Regions from separate parts of the Homo sapiens genome. Here region 1 is linked to region 2. A link is a contact called in ENCODE Hi-C data. All regions are on one chromosome and are shown on one strand. The core of a region is the stretch at or near the end of the contact, and the rest is flanking DNA. Distances in the headings are between cores, read along the strand shown.

Evidence for each region. Hi-C counts contacts between places; a loop is a spot of excess contacts on that map. Pooled maps may share reads with other maps.
Region 1: a pooled map shows a loop between it and region 2 (15-fold over the local background). The contact joins the promoter of SUPT20H here to the promoter of PDS5B in region 2. A Hi-C loop is called at or near these places in 5 of 50 pooled maps.

The regions. Positions count from the first base shown.
Region 1 is chr13:37,057,612-37,060,966 of GRCh38, forward strand. It overlaps SUPT20H (SPT20 homolog, SAGA complex component), which reads right to left and starts at 2,077. Exons shown (of 26, transcript NM_001014286.3): 1 at 1,948-2,077. RefSeq lists a silencer at 1,989-2,248.
Region 2 is chr13:32,584,834-32,587,962 of GRCh38, forward strand. PDS5B (PDS5 cohesin associated factor B) reads left to right here and starts at 1,619. Exons shown (of 35, transcript NM_015032.4): 1 at 1,619-1,760. It overlaps PDS5B-DT (PDS5B divergent transcript), which reads right to left and starts at 1,612. Exons shown (of 3, transcript XR_001749808.1): 1 at 1,544-1,612; 2 at 971-1,089; 3 at 185-736. RefSeq lists silencers at 1,304-1,673, 1,684-1,763, 2,184-2,433 and an enhancer at 2,664-2,723.

The DNA of each region.
Region 1 (3,355 bases), core at 827-3,326, 4.5 Mb after region 2:
AGATGGCCTGAGCCCAGGAGCAGTAGTTCCAGACCTGCCTGAGCAACATGGGGAAAGTGTCTCTACAAAAAAATACAGAAGGCCGGGTGCAGTGGCTCACACCTATAATCCCAGCACTTTGGGAGGCCAAGGCAGGTGGATTGCTTCAGCCCTGGAGTTCGAGACCAGCCTGGACAACATGGCGAAACCCCGTCTCTACTAAAAACACAAAAATCAGCCGGGTGTGGTGGCGTACACCTGAAATCCCAGCTACTCAGGAGGCTGAGGCAAGAGAATCACTTGAACCTGGGAGGTGGAGGCTGCAGTGAGCGAAGATCGCGCCACTGCACTGCAGCCTGGACGACATAGAGAGACTCCGTCTCAAAAAAAAAAAAAAAAAAAAGTTGGCTGGGGCGGTGGCTCAGGCCTGTAAGAGGCAGAAGCGGGTGGGTCACTTGAGGTCAGGAATTCGAGACCAGCCTGACCAACAATGGTGAAACCCAGTCTCTACTAAAAAAATTAAAAATTAGCCGGGTGTGTTGGCACACACCTGTAATCCCAGCTACTCCGGAGGCTGAGGCAGGAGAATGGCTTGAACTGGGAGGCAGAGGTTGCAGTGAGCCAGGATCGCCCCATTGCACTCCAGCCTGGACAACAAGAGTGAAACTCCGTCTGAAACTTTAAAAAATGGACTAACCTCCTAATACAACACAAACACAAGCACCATACAACTGTAAATGATTTACGATCATTTACAATGAGTAAGATATTACTCCTACCCTTGAAAAGCTCGTAGGAGGTTTAAGTTGAATTTAGGTGAACGTGAAAATTTTCTGACCACTGAATTTGAAGATGAAGATACACTATGTACTTTTCGGACAAAATGTGATGACTTTAAGATTTCTTGTCACTAAATTGGGGATGGGGGCTTACTAACTTTAAATTATTTAAGTACTTCAGACAAAAACTAATAACTTCATATCTCTCACAAAGCAAACATTCTGTCTATACACAGAATTTACTAGAACCTGTGAGGAAACTGTAATCATTATCATTTCCGTTTTACAGAATAAGGCAATCAGAACAACTGACTTTCCTAACATCACAGACCTAGATCAGAATTCAGAACTCTGTGTCCAATCTTAGGTCCCTTCCAATATTACAACCTGCAAACTAATCAAACCGGCATCTGTTTTTACATTTCTTTAAAAAAAGCAAAGCAATTAAAAAAAGGACCCAATTCTGCTCAGAGACGAATATGTATTTCTTAATTTGGATCTAACTTTATAACATGGTGATCAACCCAAGTACACTGTACTCGACTCCGAAAATCCTGCTCGTCACTTTATATTTTGAGTCCTACTAGAGACTTTGATGAATTGCACTCAAGAAGACGCGGCCCCCACTACGCAGTGGCTACGGGAGATGGCTTCCAGGGCAACTGTTCTCCAAGTTCATTTCTGAGCGCCGGGTAACCATGGCCAGTAATTAATCCAATTCTAAGCGTTGCTATCAATTCTACGCGTTGCTATCAATTCTACTGATTTCCCTGATCGACCAGAGTCTTCCCATTGCAGGAGCTTTTGTCACAACTTAGGCTTTACCTGTACAACCGTCATCTCCACAGAGGAGCGACAAGCCTTTATGCAATATGGACACCAAGAAAACCGCCTTCGAAGACACGCAAGGCAAAATTCTTGCCAGTGTCCGGAAATACCCGTCTCTGGAACCCAAAAGTCAAACTAAAATTAAAAGTTCGGCTTAGCAACACCGCGAAAGGCGATGTAGGCGTCCACCTGGAGTTTAGCTGCCTCAACCTCCGCCCCGGCCTGCCGGGTCTCTGGGGACCCCGTCTTCCTCCAGCGGGCTCTGGGATGCGGCCCGCTCACCTCTGACCCTGGCCGGATCTCGCGCGTCTAAGCCACCGCGTTGCCAGTCGCTGGCCACCCACCTACCGCCACCGCCCACCTGTGCGGGTCGCCTCGCCGCTAGGCCCCAAGACGGCGCCGCCTGCTCGGCAGCAAAGCCCACCCGCCCCGTCGGCGGCTCAGTGCTGCACCCCCACCAACAGCCAGTTCCGGCGGCCGCACTTCCGATTGGCAGGCTGGGCCGAGGGGCGGGGAAGGCGGGCGGAAGGGGAGGAGCCGGGAGGGCGGGGCCGCTGCCAGGAGCCTGGAGCGCTGCGTTCCGCGCAGGACGCCGGTGAGGCCCGCAGAGACTTGCGTCCGGGCGGGAGGCGGGGCCCAGGATCTCTGCTCAATCCTGGAGTCCGAGTCCGCAAAGTGGGAGGGAGGGTGTAGATGTGAATTTGGGGAAAAACGACCCTGTTGAATTTCTAGAGTGGAAGAAACATAGAACTAGCTTTTCTCTTTGCTTAGCACATACAAATGGAAAAACAGCGACACCGTTACCTACATTTACTAGTCCAATGCGTACAACCTTCTGTAGTATATCAACTGCCAATGAGTTTATGTTTTTAAAAAAACCACCCCAGAGAAGGGTTCTAAAAATTCAGAAACCGCATTACTAGCACACATTGTAAGGTCTGTTTTGTTTTGTTTGTTCGTTTGTTTTTCAGACAGAGTCTCGCTCTGTCGCCCAGGCTGGAGTGGAGTGGAGAAATCTCAGCTAACTGCAACCTTTGCCTCCTGGGTTCAAGCGATTCTCCCTGCCTCAGTCTCCGGAGTAGCTGGGATTATAGGCGTGCACCACCACACCCGGCTAATTTTTGTATTTTTAGTAGAGACTGTTTCACTATGTTGGGCAGGCTGCTCTTGAACTCCTCATCTCAAGTGATCCACCCGCCTTGGCCTCCCAAAGTGCTGGGATTACAGGCGTGAGCCATCATGCACGGCCTGGGGTGAATCTTTTTAATGAGCATTTATTATTTGCCGTTCACAATGCCAAGGGTCATAATGAATGAAAGTGTCTTGGAATTAGAGTTAGTGGTTGCACACATTATAAGTGTATTAAAGTACACTCCAAAATAAAATCCGAACACATTAAGTGGTTACTCCCATTCCTCCCTCTCTCAGCCCCTGGCAAATGCCAATCAGCTTTCAAACTGTGGTACCTATTACGGATATTTCATATAAATGGAATGTGTGACCTTTTGGTCTGTCTTCGTAGCATAATCTTTTGCAGGTTCACCTTGTACACCTTGTTGCATGTATCGGTACTTCATGTCTCTTTATGGCTACTATTCCACTGTACCTAGATGCCACAGTTTTACCTGTCCATCCACTGATGGACATTTGGGTTGTTTCCACTTTCGGGCTATTGTGAATAGCAATGATATGAACATTTGTATACAAGTATTTGTTCGAGTCCCTGTTTTCAATTCTTTTGGGTATAAACATAGTGGAACTTCTGGGTC
Region 2 (3,129 bases), core at 369-2,868:
GTGTGTGCCTGTAGTCCCAGCTGCTTGGGAGGCTGAGGCAGGGGAATTGCGTGAACTCAAGAGGGAGGTTGCAGCGAGCCAAGATCGCGCCACTGCACTCCAGCTTGGCGACAGATCAAGACTCCATCTCAAAAAAAAAAAAAAAAAAAAGAAAGAAAAAAGAAAAAAAAATTCTTGCTTTCATCCTGGCTTTCTTCTGAAACTTTCTGGCTTCCTGGCTTTGGAGGTTTGGGAATTGAAGAAAATAAAGTAAAAAACATAATAAAAACAACCAAAGAGGAAAGGTTTTTCTAGATCTAGACATCCTACTCTCCCATACAAGATTTATGTTGATGGAACAACGATGTAAAATAAGAAAATTCCTGAGATAATTTTAAAAAGAGGGCAGAAAAAACTCATAGTAGACTTCATCGAGGAATGTATAAAATGGGTAGAACCTGGAGTATTCAGTGGCAAAATCTTGGACACAGGAATACAGTAACACAACATATTGGTCTAGCAAGCACTGGAGGAGACTGAGGCGGAATTGTCCAGCGAATCCCACAAAAATGGAAATGAAGAGGTCTCAGTATCTCTAGGTGCCCGGGTCCGATGGAATACCGATGTACATACCTTTTCTAACACAGTAGCATTAGTTTATATATCAGCATTACCTCTCTTTTGTTTCAGTTGATAAGTATCCTACTGTAATCCATTCATTCACACTTTGCTTGTTCATTGTTGAAACAAATTCTCCCTGGAACAAAATTCTAGTAACCAAATACATCATATCAGGGGAAACTTCCTTACAGCAGGGATGGTATTAAAGTAAAAAGAGGAGGAAGTCCCTTCTTCAGCTCTGGCAGGGACCCGGCTGGGGAGGAAACCTTCCCGCAAGGTAGGTGATCTGCTGTGGTGACCAGGCTAAACCCACTCTACAGCTGCAGGAGGGACTGGCATCCCTTAGAGGTGAAGAGGGGAGGAGACCCACCTCCTGGAATGTGTCCCTGTGGTCTCCAGATGATTTCTTCCTCTAATAAGGACAATTCTGCCAAAGGAATGGAATGCTTCGTCACAGGCTCAATTACTCTGTCTCCGCCAGCCTACCACCTATAAACAATTCCTCAAATTAGGAAAGCGGGGAGATTTAATAAAGACATAACACGTAAAGTGTAGGAAAACTATTTGTATGGCATTCCGAGACGACTAGGTCAGAGTTAACAAGTAAGGAGCAAAGTAGTTAATAATACCAATTCTGTTTACCCATCACAACACCTGTGCTGAATGTCAGGGTTTAAAAAAATCTCCCAACCTTTATCTAAAAAGATAGGGCTACGTAACAATCGGTGTGGTTTTTGTCGGTAGAGGTCTAGGAAGCCGCAAGAGTAGTGGACGCCTTGACAGCTGCCCTTCTCGCGGGCCCCGCGGCGGCGTGCCCGTGTGGTTGCGTGCGCGCGGACGGGGCGGGGCTGAGGAGGGACGTGCGCGCGCGCGGACGGGGCGGGGTGGAGCTCGGAGGGCGGACGCGCTCGGGGCCGTCTGGTCGGCAGGGGGCGCTGCGCACCCATGCCGCGCTCTGCCTGCCCCCGGGTGCTGTCCGCGGCGGTTCGATTGGAGCAGCCGCCGAAGAGCGCTTGGCGCCATTTTGAAGCGGAGAGGAGGAGGAACGGCAGGGCTGGCTGCGGAAGGGGAGGGGGGGGGAGAAGGCGATTGGATGCGGCGGCGGCGGCGGATCCCGGAGAGCCCCGGAGTGAGCGGAGTAGCGAGTCGGCAACCCGGAGGTAGGAAACAATTCAGTTAACGGAAAGAAAATGTCTCTCTTCTCTGGCTGCGGCGCTCCATTTTTCAGCGGCCGCCACTGCCGCTGTGTGCGTGTGTGTGGCAGGGCTGAAGCGCCGCCCGCCTGGGTGCCAGGCGCGACTCGCCTCCCGGCATCGGGGGCTGCAGCGGGTGGCTGCCTGGCGGTGGCCCGGGGCGGGGGTCGCGGGGCGCGGGCCGGCTGCGCGGTGGGGGTGGGGAGGGCCCCGCGGCCGGCGCGCGCCTCCACGCCGCGGGTTCTGCCGCAGCCTCTGGAAAATTAAACTTGCCGCTCTGATCCCGGCCGGGGCGGCGGCGGCGGCGGGCGGTGACCTTGCGCGCGGGCGGGGGTCTCGGGGCCGCCCGGCCGCCCGCGCCCTCCCGCCGCCGCCGTCGCCGCCGCCGCGCCCCTCCCCCCGCGCCCCGGCCGGCCGGCGGCTGTTTCCCGGGCGGCAGGCGGGCGGCGCGGTGCTCCTGTTGAATCCTCCCGCGGGCGGGCTTCTCCCCCTTCCGGGCGAGGGGCGGGCGGGGACCGCGGGTCGGGGCCGCGGGCGCTCTCGCCCCCGCCGCCGGGTCCCCGCGCGCCGCCTGGCCTCCGCTTCGGGCCAGGGGACGGGCTGAGCGTGACATTTTTGCACTGTCCCTCGCCGCTCGCCGGAGGGAAATCGCGCTCACCGCGCCACCCCGAGTGGTCCCCGAGCAGCCAGTTGAGGAAGAGCCCAGCACTGGCGTGGAGGGACTCCTCCCAGGCCACAACTGGGTTCTAGCTTTCCTTTCAGAAGGAACGGCGGGGAAAATGGTGTGCAATTGTGACTCGTTATTGTTTTTACACTGTTATTTTAATGTTACTTTAAAAGTTTTCGGTCCGGAGAAAAACCTTGTTTGTTGTTGTTGCTGCTACTGCTGTTGGTTTTTGGTAGAGACGTGAAAGCTAACTCTTAAGTAGCTCGACAGTTATTTTGGACGAATGACTGAAACCAGAAACGCCGCCCCTCGCCTTCGGAGCTGCAGGCTGCTGCGTTCCTTGCCGCGGACGGGGCGAGCTCCGGGAAGGGTTGGTAGAGCAGCTACCCACCCACTCCACGCGCGTCTTCAACAGCCTCTCTCCCCCAGCGAGGGTTAACCCTTTTTTATGTCGAAGAAAGTGCTTCTCGTACTTTTAATAAGAGGTGATGGATGGGCAGTGGTGCCCAGACTGATCCTACCCTGTTGATGAAATAGTTTCGAAAACTTTGGGTATAGCCTTAATTTAGAGGGTTGGTCTGCGGTGTGGAGAGAGTTGGGTAATCCTATACTATCTTCCTAATGAACTTCAAAAACTCAAGTTGTGTTTACATACAGGAGGCGAGCTGT